Regions from separate parts of the Homo sapiens genome. Here region 2 is linked to region 1. Evidence: read pairs that join two places in POLR2A ChIA-PET (ENCODE). Cell type or tissue: K562. All regions are shown on one strand. Links, peaks and the distances in the headings refer to the core of each region. The heading gives the core; the rest is flanking DNA. Region 1 has its middle 7.8 kb from the start of RASL11A. Region 2 overlaps USP12-DT (USP12 divergent transcript).

Region 1 (5,379 bases), core at 281-5,280:
AGAGCTGAGGATATGGGCTTGGCTGAGTGCTAAGGAAGCCCTAACAGGGGAAGCTGAGCTCTAAGCCAACATCCCCTTCCCTCACCAATGGGGAGGGCATAGTTGAGAGAGCCATGGGTGTCATTATTTTGCAGGCGGGGTCAGAAGTCCTGAAACACTGGACAGAACATTGGGTAGAACATTAAAAAAAACTTGGTGGATGTGGAGAGAACAGTATCTGTGCATTTTATCCAATAGTTTTGCCTTACCTCTGAGGTGTCACGGCCGGTGCAAGAATTTACCTCTATCCTCATGAGAGAGGTGGGACTGCGGCTTCCCCCACCCACTTCACCTCCCTCCTCCATCCCTGCCTCTGTGGGAAGCATCCCTGTCTCAGTGGGAAAATCTGTCTCTGAAACCCCCAGGCCTCCACTGCTGGCACTCGTTCTCCTTCTGGTCAAGGCTCAGTCACTGATTCTGCTTTAAAACTCTGCAGAATGATTTAATTAATGTTGCAATCAGTGTCGTTCTGGAGAAATGGATGCAATCCAAAATGGCTAAATTGTACATCCTGCAAACATTCCGTACTTCACATGCAACTCATGAGAAGCAAACTCGAATAATGGAAAAATAAGTCAATTATAATAGAAGAAAATAAATTTGTTTTGCTTGTGTTTAGGCGAAGGGCACAATGGAAGTTCTAAAGTTTATTAATATCTGTTTAGAGAAATGGATTAAAATAAATACTGAGGAAGGCAGTGGTAAACAATAGAGCAAATAAAAAAGACAAGATGACTGTTTAGTCATAAATTGGGGCTCAAATTGCTTTTTTGTTCCTTGTATATGTTGCGATTTCAACTTCTCATTATGCAAAGTTACCAATTCAGATTTACAATGCAAATATATTTTCTGTGATTAATAAACTATTATTACCATTTACTCTCTCTCCAAAAGGTGGAATATTTTGAAAGACTTTGTTAAAATTAGTTTCAAGCTACTGTGGCACTTAGGAAGAAAGATGTGATATGGAAAAAAAAAAAGATTATTTTCCAAACACCATTAATTGAGCTAGGGCCCTAGAAAAAAATTAATCTATGGAAGTGATGATTTGGTTGCAATGGCAAAGCAGTTTTCAGCATAACAGAGTAGAAATGTGCCTATCTTAGATGAAATGTCCAGAAGCCTCCCATGTCTGGATCTTCTTGTGTACTTCTCCTCTAGTAGAAAATCAGCTCTGTTAGGATTTGACTGAGTCCTCATTTATCTTCAGCTCCACAGCACCTGTTCAAGTGTCCAGTACACAGCAGGATCCTCAAAAATATTGGCTAAGCTGAACTGTTAAAAATATTGGGGTCCCTAAAGTTATTTTTTTATTGTTCACGAGAACAGAGGTGTATTAGTCAGGGTTCTCTAGAGGGACAGAACTAAAGAACAGATATATGTATGTAATGGGGAGTTTATTAAGTATTAATTCTCACAATCACAAGGTCCCACAATAGGCCATCTGCAGGCTTAGGAGCAGGGAGAGCCAGTCTGAATTCCGAAACTGAAGAACTTGGAGTCTGATGTTCTAGGGCAGGAAGCATCCAGCATGGGAGAAAGGTGTAGGCTGGGAGGCTAGGCCAGTTTCTCTTTTCACATTTTTCTGCCTGCTTATATTCTAACCGCAATAGCAGCTGATTAGACGGTGCCCACCCAGATTAAGGGTGGGTCTGCCTTTCCCAGCCCACTAACTCAAATGTTAATCTCCTTTGGCAACACCCTCTCAGGCACACCCAGGATCAATATTTTGTATCCTTCAATCCAATCAAGTTGACACTCAGTATTAACCATAACAAGGGGTATATATCTATATCCTGAGTTTTCTTCGTCAAACTGTCAGAGACAGCTCCTTTCCCAACCATCTCCCTGGCCTCTTTTTTTTTTTTTTTTTTTTTTTTTTGAGACAAGGTCTCACTCTGTCACCCAGGCTGGAGTGCAATAGTGCCATCTCGGCTCACCGCAACCTCTGCTACCCAGGCTCAGGCAATCCTTCCATATCAGTCTCCCAAGTAGCTGAGATTACAGGCACGCACCACCACACCCAGCTAATTTTTATATTTTTGGTAGAGACAGGGTTTCAACAACCATGTTGCCCAGGATGGTCCCGAACTCCTGAGCTCAAGGGATCCCCCTGCCTCAGTCTCCCAAAGTGCTGGGATTACAGGTGTGAGCCACTGTACCTGGCCTCCTTTCCCCTTCTTTAACTCAGAGAACATTCTCCAGAGAAAGGCTACTTGAACAAAATAGATGCCTTCAGTTTTCCTCATATCTTTAGAAAAACCATGACAACAGTGATTTGCATTATTTTAAATCACATCCATTGAGAATCCACTTTGTGCAAAAAGCCCTGTGCTACATGTTGTTGTGACCAAGACAGCCTCCTTTCCCAGGAACTGAGTTCAGTGGGAGTTCTGGGTCACACCTCCGAAGGTGTGACTTTTTTCCGAGAGATGTAAATTTAAACTCTGACCCTACCTGAGGGTGTTGACAAAATCAATGGAGGATGCAGATCACAGAGCTGAGGGCGGATGGAAGCAAAAACTCCGAAGAGTGTGAAAGTATCCTTACTAAGAAAGGATGTTTCTTACTTTACAAATTGTAAAGCATCATTTCCTTAGAGGCATGAGTTCAGTTCAAGATTAATGAGTTAAAATTGTAAAATATTTACTGCCATTTCTTACTGGCATTCTTTGCTTATATTGGAAAAACACTATTAACTGCAGGGCTTACTTATATAACCCAATTTCGCCGAGCAATACTAATGTGGATTTATAACTGGGAAAACAAGGATGCTTCAGAAGCTCCTGCCAATGAATAGGCTGTTACTAACCAGCTTTGTGGAGACAGAATAGCACACGTTCCAGAATGAGGTCTGTGTTCAAATCCCAACTTTGCCATTGGTGATATAAGCTTCCTTATCTTAAAATGGAAATAATACTACCCATCAGACAGAATTGTTTGTGGAATCTGACACAAATAAGTTGGTCAGTAAGTTGTAGTTGTTTATTCATTTATTTTTAAATATTTTAGGCCTGTAGTCCTGGCTACTTGAGAGAATAAGGTGGGAGGATCTCTTGTGCACAGGAGTTCAAGGTCAGCCTGGGCGACATAGTGAGACCCCAGCTTTAAAAATAAATAAATAAAAGTAAAATACCTTGGTACATTATGAAGCTGCTTTTGCAAAAGAGTGTTTCTTGGGCTTGCTTGTATACTCTAAAAGATACAGTAGTTGCTTTGAAGTACATGATTTTTCCCATTTCACTTCTGGGAAAAAGAAGGTTTGCAAGGGAATAGTTGTTTCTTCAATAATAACACCTAACAATTATTGATCTTTTATGTATGCTGGGTTAATTTTCTAAGTAGTCCATTGAGATAGAACTATTATCGCTCCCATTGATATGAGAGTGCTGGGATGGGAAGAGTGTGGTCCCTTTAAATGATACAGAAGAGGGGAAGGGAAATGCTGGGTAGAGGAGGGTGTGGTCCCTGGTAGGGCTCCACCCCCACAGACCTGGGTGAGGACAGGCATTTTTGCTTTTCTGTCAAAAGTTGCATTTCCCAAGACCACCCTGGCCTGCCACGCCCCCATCCTGTGCCTGTAAAAACCCTGACACCCCAGCAAGCAGACACACACATAGCTGGATATACAGAGGAGCGCATCAGTTAAGGAACATGCAGGTGGCTGGATGTCCAGAGCAACACACCCATAGGCACCTGCTCTCCGGCAGGCCAGCAGAATAACACTGAGTTTGGCTGGGGTAGTTGGAGGAGAGCCCGGGCCAGCTTGACTGCAGGGAAAAGCCATCTCCCTTCTGGCTCCCCCATTTGCTGGGAGCTACTTCCACTCAATAAAACCTTGCACTCATTCTCCAAGCCCACCTGTGATCCGATTCTTCCAGTACACCAAGGCAGGAAACCCCGGCATACAGAAAGCCCTCTGTCCTTGCGATAAGGCAGGGGTCTAATTGAGCTAACAGAAGCCGCCTATAGACGGCAAACTAAAAAAGCACCCTGTAACACACGCCCATTGGGCCTTTAGCTGTAAACGTTCGCATCTAGACACTGTCGTGGGGTCAGAGCCCCACAGCCTGCCTGTCTGTATGCTCCCCTAGAGGTTTGAGCAGTGGGGCACTGAAGAAGTGAGCCACTCCCCCGTCACATGCCCTGTGAGGGGGACAAGGGAAGTTTCCCTGTTTCAGCATATTTTGTTTTTTCACATATGCCCCAAAAAAGTGTCTCCCATATTTCAGATTAGGAAACTGAGGCCCAGAGAAGTCAAGCAATGAATGGCCTAAAGTCATATGAGCCCAGAAACCAGGATTTCTGGCTCCAGGAAGGGAAGATAATCCCCCGCAGCTCAGGCTGTTTCCTCTGCCCAGGTCTTTGTGCCTGCTGACATATTTGTGGGGAACTTGTAAAAAATGCAGCTTCAGGGTCTAGCCCCAGGGGTTCTGTTGCTATGTTTTTGAGCTGTGGTTGGTGGGGAACTTGCAATTCAGCAAACTTCCTGGTTGGCATTGATACCTGACGTCCAGCTTTGAAGCCTGTGAGCAAGACCCTGGTCTGGACTTGTTCCAGGCTTCTTGTTTATCCAAGGGGCAGTCAGACTTGGACAGCAAAAGCCTTGATGGGAAGAAGACAGGAATTGCTGGGTGTCCTGCCATGAGGCTGGGTGCTGGGTGAGTTGATCCAGCCAAGCTGCGTCCAGACTGCCTCAGTACCACTTGGCAGAGCTGAGTCCTTCTCCATGGCCAGGTGACCTTGAGTCACCCCTTTGAAAGCCATTCTAGGATGGGCATAGTGGGCTGGAGATGGGGGTAGTGGGTATTATCTACATCAACGGGCCCCAGGGACACCCTCCCACTGGCCACATTCTCTCTTCTCTTACCAGAGCCCTGAGAGGCAGCCTCTACGGCAGCCCTTGGTGGTTCATGTGCTTTCTTTTGTCTAGGAGGCAGCAGGTTAGCATCTTGTGAAGAGGAGGAGGTGACCGAATGTCATCCCCGTGTCCCAGGGCTGTGGGAGTGAATGGTTACTATGCCAGAGCAGAAATTTGCAATGCACCTTTGAGAGCTCAAAGCATTCCCCCTCCCACTCCTGCCCCCTCCATTGATCTTATCCAGCACTGTCTCCAGGAATTGCATGCCGTATGTGTGCACATGCACCTGTCTATGTGCTGGGAGAGGCAAGAGAGAGGTAACAGGTTCAGAGTTTAAAAAGAAAGGCCATTGATTTTCCCCACACTTGGGGAAAATATGAGGATGCTGCCACAGTGTTTGAGGGGCTGTGGCTGGGGCCCTGTATGCTGGCCACATTGTAGCATCATAATAAAATTAACAACCACAATTAGCTGCCATA
Region 2 (5,379 bases), core at 73-5,072, 95 kb before region 1:
ATAAAAATTACCCAGTCGTGGTGGCACACGCCTGTAGTCCCAGCTACTTGGGAAGCTGAGGAAGGAGGTTCACTTGAGCCCAGAAGGTCAAGTGAACAGTGATCACACCACTGCACTCTAGGTGGGGTGACTGGCAAGTCTCTATCTCAAAAAAAAAAAAAAAAAAAAATTAAGACAAGGGTGTATGTGTCCTTGCCCAAAAACATATCCACAATCTATTATTAAGTTAAAAAGAAAGAGCAAATTTCAAGATAAGATGTAAGAGAACAGGTATAATTTTATACCTAATATTTAGAAGATTATAAATTTAACTTGTGATTAATTCTGGGAAGTAGAGTTATAGAGGCTTTCCCTTTCTTCTTTGTGTACTTCATTTTTGTTTAACATTTCATATTGAAAATGTATTACTTTCATAATAAAAATAAAATAAAAAGAGTGTTTCAAGGTTATAAGCCCGGTAGCTTCTTGCTCTCTTTTCACATTGATAGAGTTGCCATTGATCTGATGGGAACTGGATGACATGGAAGCATTGTGAGGTTCTGTCTTTGCTCTTTAAGCCATCCACTGTGTTACAGGCATAACCAGGCCTTTGGAAATCATGTTGGCACCTCCCTGAGGTCCATTCATAACATTGCCATGAGCCCCCTCGCAAAATGATGAAGTATGGTCTAAATGAAGTGTCTCTTTGGAGGAATCTAGTCTTGGTTCTCTCACTTACCATCACTAGTGCCCTACTTAAAAATTTTCCAAGATATAGTGTGTAAAGAGTGTTATAAGACTGTTACATAAATTAGTGAAAACTCCCACATAAATTTCTTTGCTGGTGTATGTACCCAAAGCCTTAGAGAAAGGACAGCTGAGATAGGACAGCACAGAGTGGGTCCAGAGACAAGTCCTCAGTCATCAGACCTGAAGCTCAATTTTTCTATCAAGGAACACATTTGGTGCAAGGGAGACAGACTTACTCAAACAAAAACAAACAAAACAACAACAACAAAAACCTCACAAGGACCTATTAGGATGTCTATATATATATATATATATATGAAACTAACAAGCATTAGGAAAGATGTAGATAAATGTAGAGAAATTGCAACCATTTTCTCTACAATGTGGGGAAATTGCTGGTAGGAATATACAATGGTGCAGCCAATGGTAAAAAAAAAACAGTATGGCAGTTCTTAAGAAAGCATAAAATTACCATATGATTCTGCAATTCCACGTCTGGGTATATATCCAAAAGCAGTGAATCCAGGCAATCCAACAGATATTTGCACACTCATGTTCATAGTAGCATTATTCACAATAGTCAAAAGGTGGAAGCACCCAAGTGTCCAATGATGCATGAATGAATAAACCTAAAATGTGGTACACACATATATATGGAATATTACTCAGCCATAAAAAGGAATGAAGGCTGGGTGCAGTGGCCTATGCCTGTAGTCCTAGCTACTCAGGAGGCTGCTTGAGGTCAGGAAGTTGAGGCCAGCCTGGGCAACATAACAAGACCTATCTTTGAAAAAAAACAAAAGATGAAAAAAAAAGAAGTAAAATTGTGATACATGCTATGACGTGGATGAACATGGAGAACATTTTGTTAAGTGAAATAAACCAGACACAAAAGGACTAATGTATGATTTCACTTATATTAATATGAGATAGCTGGAATCGTCAAATTCATAAAAATAAAAAGTAATATAGAGATTATCAGAGAGGGAATAAGGGGGGGATAAGGGGAAGTTACTGTTTAATGGGTACAGCGTTTCTGTTGGGGATGATGAAAAAGTTGGGGTATAAATAATGGTGATAGATGCACCGCCTTGTGGATGTATTTAAAGCCACTGAATTATATGTTGACAGATGGCTAAAATGATAAATATGTGATTTTATCACAATCAAAAACTAAGAATCTAAAAAAAAAAAAAAACCCCTCACAAGGGACTTGAGGACAAAACAGAATGCCAATTTGTTAATTTACACTGATTTCCTTCCTCCTCCAGGTCCCCAGAGCACCATCACTTCTAAGACTGTGACCTGCTTACAGATCCACTCCTCTGCCCCCACAGTCCACATGTCCACCCTGGGGGCCATGGCTTATTGATTCTTCCATGTATCAGCCCAAGAATCCCCTGCTGCCTTCTGAATAAAGGGTGCAAATACACGAAGCCTGCTCACGAATCAACATAAAACTTGGCTTCCGATCCCGCTTCCCTGCCTGTCTGCTTCCACACTTTTCACTCACGGACTTTCCTGCTCCCCCGGGCACCTTGTCTCCTTTTCCATCTGTGCTGACCCTTTGGCTTAGTGACTCAGCTTTTGGATTGGCCACTTGGCTGGGCCCTTGGTCCCTGCAAAACTGAGTTTCCTGTATCTGTGCTCTGTCAACTCTGAGTCAGCCAAACAGCTGAGGTCATTCTCTACTTGTCACCACCGATGAGGACGGAGAGCCAACACCACCAGTCAGTCACCCAAGCTGGAAATTTAAGCATCATCATTTCTTCTTTTCCTTCCCAGCCCTCCCATCGCTGCTTGCAGGCCAGTGAGTTCCACCCCAGGAATGTTCCACCCCAGTGTATATATTTCCTTCTGAAGTCCCATCCCCATACTGCTTGAGATCGGGGCTCATAATTCCCCCAATAAACCACTGTCCAGCCTCCTGCCTCACCTCTATCTAGCCTCTAGTCTGTGCCTCCAGTTCTTTACACCCTGCCACAGTGACTGCAAGTCTGGTCCCAGTGCTGCCCTGCGGAGAAACCTCCACAGGTTCCCACTGCCAGGGGACCAAGTTGAAGCTCTTTGCGAGAACTGCGCCCTCTCGCTATGGCCAGCCCACCACTCCAGCTCAGCCCTCCTCCCACAGGCCACACTTGTTCAACACGCTGAACCTTTGCCTTTCCCAAGGGCTTCCACCATCCTTTAAATCTGCCCACATTGTTCCTTCTGCCAAGAGTGACCATGTGGTCTGGTTTGCCCAGAACAACCTGTTTACGCCTATTTTCTGGTGTAATTATTAATTAACCACCCTCCCCCTCCACCCGCCCAAGTGTCCTGGTTTGAACAAGTTACATGGTCAGATTACATTTGCCTTAATTCTTCACCTGGCAAATCTCTGCTCATCCTCCAAGATCCGCTTCAATGTCAGAAGCTCTGGGAAGCTTGGCCCAAGTGCTGACCTCTACTTCAGGACTACCTCAGACTGTTATGTATGACTTCATGATGGTGTTTACCAGCATGCACTGTTATGCAATCGTTTACATGTCTAGTCATCCCTACTAGACTTTTGGAGTCTTACATATGCTCAATTAATGTTTGCTGAGGAGGAATGAAAAACGAATCCATTAAGTAGTTACTAAGTAAGGGCCAGGTGCAGTGGCTCACGCCTATAATCCCAGAATTTTGGGAGGCTGAGGCAGGCAGGTCACTTGAGCTCAGGAGTTCGAGACCAGCGTGGCCAACATGGCAAAACTTCACCTCTACTAAAAATAAAAACATTAGCTGGGTGTGGTGGCTTGTGCCCGTAGTCCCAGCTACTAGGGAGGCTGAGTCAGGAGAATCACTTGAGCCCAGGAAGCAGAGGTTGCAGTGAGCCAAGCTCGTGCCACTGCACTCCAGCCTGCGTGACAGAGCAAAACTGTCTCCAAAAAAAAAAAAAAAAATTACTAAGTAAAAACTATGGCTAGGCATGGTAGCTCACACCTGCAATCCCAGCACTTTGGGAGGCTGAGGTGGGCAGATCGCCTGAGATCAGGAATTCAAGACCAGCCTGACCAGTATGGTGAAACCCTATCTCTACTAAAAATACAAAAATTAGCCAGGTGTGGTGGCTTGTGCCTGTAGTCCCAGTTACTTGGGAGGCTGAGACAAGAGAATCGCTTGAACACGGGAGATGGAGGTTGCAGTGAGCCGAGATTGTGCCACTACACTCCAGCCTGAGCAACAGAACAAGACTCCATCTCAACAAAAAAAAAAAAAAAAAAAAAAAAAAAAAAGGACTACGTGCCAGGCACTGTTCTAGGTTCTTGGCAAAACAGATAGACATCCACTCCCTCTTGGAGTTTCCATTTAAGTAGGGGAAAGAGACAGAAGTTAATTTCTGAACGATTCACTGTTGAGGGTACAGGTCGAGGATTTCCTTTGATTAAGCAGTCTTGCTCCTGGAGCTGGGGCTAGGACTCAGCTCCCCATAAGCCACAAGGCTATGTGAGGGAAGAGGGCCCCATCCTGGCCAAACAAGCATTCTGAGAGTAGGGAAGAAGCATGGGGCCAGGCAAGGTGGCTCGTGCCTGTAATCCCACAGCTTTGGGAGGCAAAGCTGGAGGATCCCTGGAGTCCAGGAGTTCGAGACCGGCCTGGGCAATGTAGCAAGACTCCATCCCTAGAAGGAATTTTAAAAATTAGCCAGGTGTGGTGGCGTGCCTGGAGTCCCAGCTACTCCAGAGGCTGAGGCAATAGGATCACTTGTTTACAGTTGTATATGCTCAACACCAGTGAACCTTGTCATGAAAACCCCTCCACCATTGCTGCTACCTAACTTTTGCTTTAAGCAACACAGATTTTTAGCTATCATGAAATCAAATCAGTAGAAAGTATACCCAGAGAGATTGCTATCCTTTAAATATTAAAAATTAAAACAAAAATCAGGCCAGGCATTGTGACTCACGCCTGTAATCCCAGCAGTTTGGGACACCAAGGTGGGCAGATCACCTGAGGTCAGGAGTTTGAGACTAGACTGGCCAACACGGCAAAACCCCATCTCTACTAAAAATACAAAAAAAAAAAAAAAAAATCAGCTGGGGCTGGGCGCGGTGGTTCATGCCTGGCCTGTAATCCCAGCACTTTGGGAGGTCAAGGTAGATGGATATAGTGAAACCCCATCTCTACTAAAAATACAAAAATTAGCTGGGCGTGGTGGTGCACGCCTGCAATCCCAGCTCCTTGGGAGGCTGAGGCAGAGAATCGCTTGAACCTGGGAGGCAGAGGTTGCAGTGAGCTGAGATCACGTCACTGGACTCCAGCCTGGGCAACAGAGCGAGACTCCATCTCAAAAAAAAATTAGCTGGGCGTGGTGGTGCACGCCTGTAATCCCTGCTACTCGGGGGGCTGAGGCAGGAGAATTGCTTGAACCTGGGAGGCAGAGGTTGCAGTGAGCCAAGATTGTGCCACTGCACTCCAGCCTGGGCAACAGAATGAGACTATGCCTCAAAAGAATTAAAAAAATAAAAAATAAAAACAGAAATCTAGAGAAAGGAGAATGGCAGTAGGGTCTGTTCTTTGGAGATAGTTTTGACAGAAACAAGACATCCAGGAACACTAATCTCATTGCTAGATTGCTTTAGGATTAAACCCTGCCCTGGAAAGCCCTAAATACCTTCCTCCTGG

Evidence for each region. ChIA-PET counts read pairs that join two places held together with the same protein. Peaks named below come from ENCODE experiments on the same cell type or tissue, not always from the same donor. Only the 100,000 strongest peaks of a DNase experiment are listed, where the experiment ranks them.
Region 2: POLR2A ChIA-PET joins it to region 1 with 6 read pairs; 9 of 35 experiments call an interaction of 5 or more read pairs at or near these places.

The regions. Positions count from the first base shown.
Region 1 is chr13:27,275,932-27,281,310 of GRCh38, forward strand. No RefSeq gene overlaps it. Among named protein-coding and RNA genes, the nearest start is that of RASL11A, 7.8 kb to the left of the region's middle. In K562, for the core only: no CTCF peak of the experiment used is centred there; no DNase peak of the experiment used is centred there; H3K27me3 peaks cover 898 bases.
Region 2 is chr13:27,180,834-27,186,212 of GRCh38, forward strand. USP12-DT (USP12 divergent transcript) reads left to right here. Exons shown (of 2, transcript NR_046548.1): 2 at 2,001-2,670. Among named protein-coding and RNA genes, the nearest start is that of USP12-DT, 11 kb to the left of the region's middle. RefSeq lists an enhancer at 1,804-3,003. In K562, for the core only: no CTCF peak of the experiment used is centred there; a DNase peak (open chromatin) is centred at 2,348; H3K4me3 peaks cover 245 bases.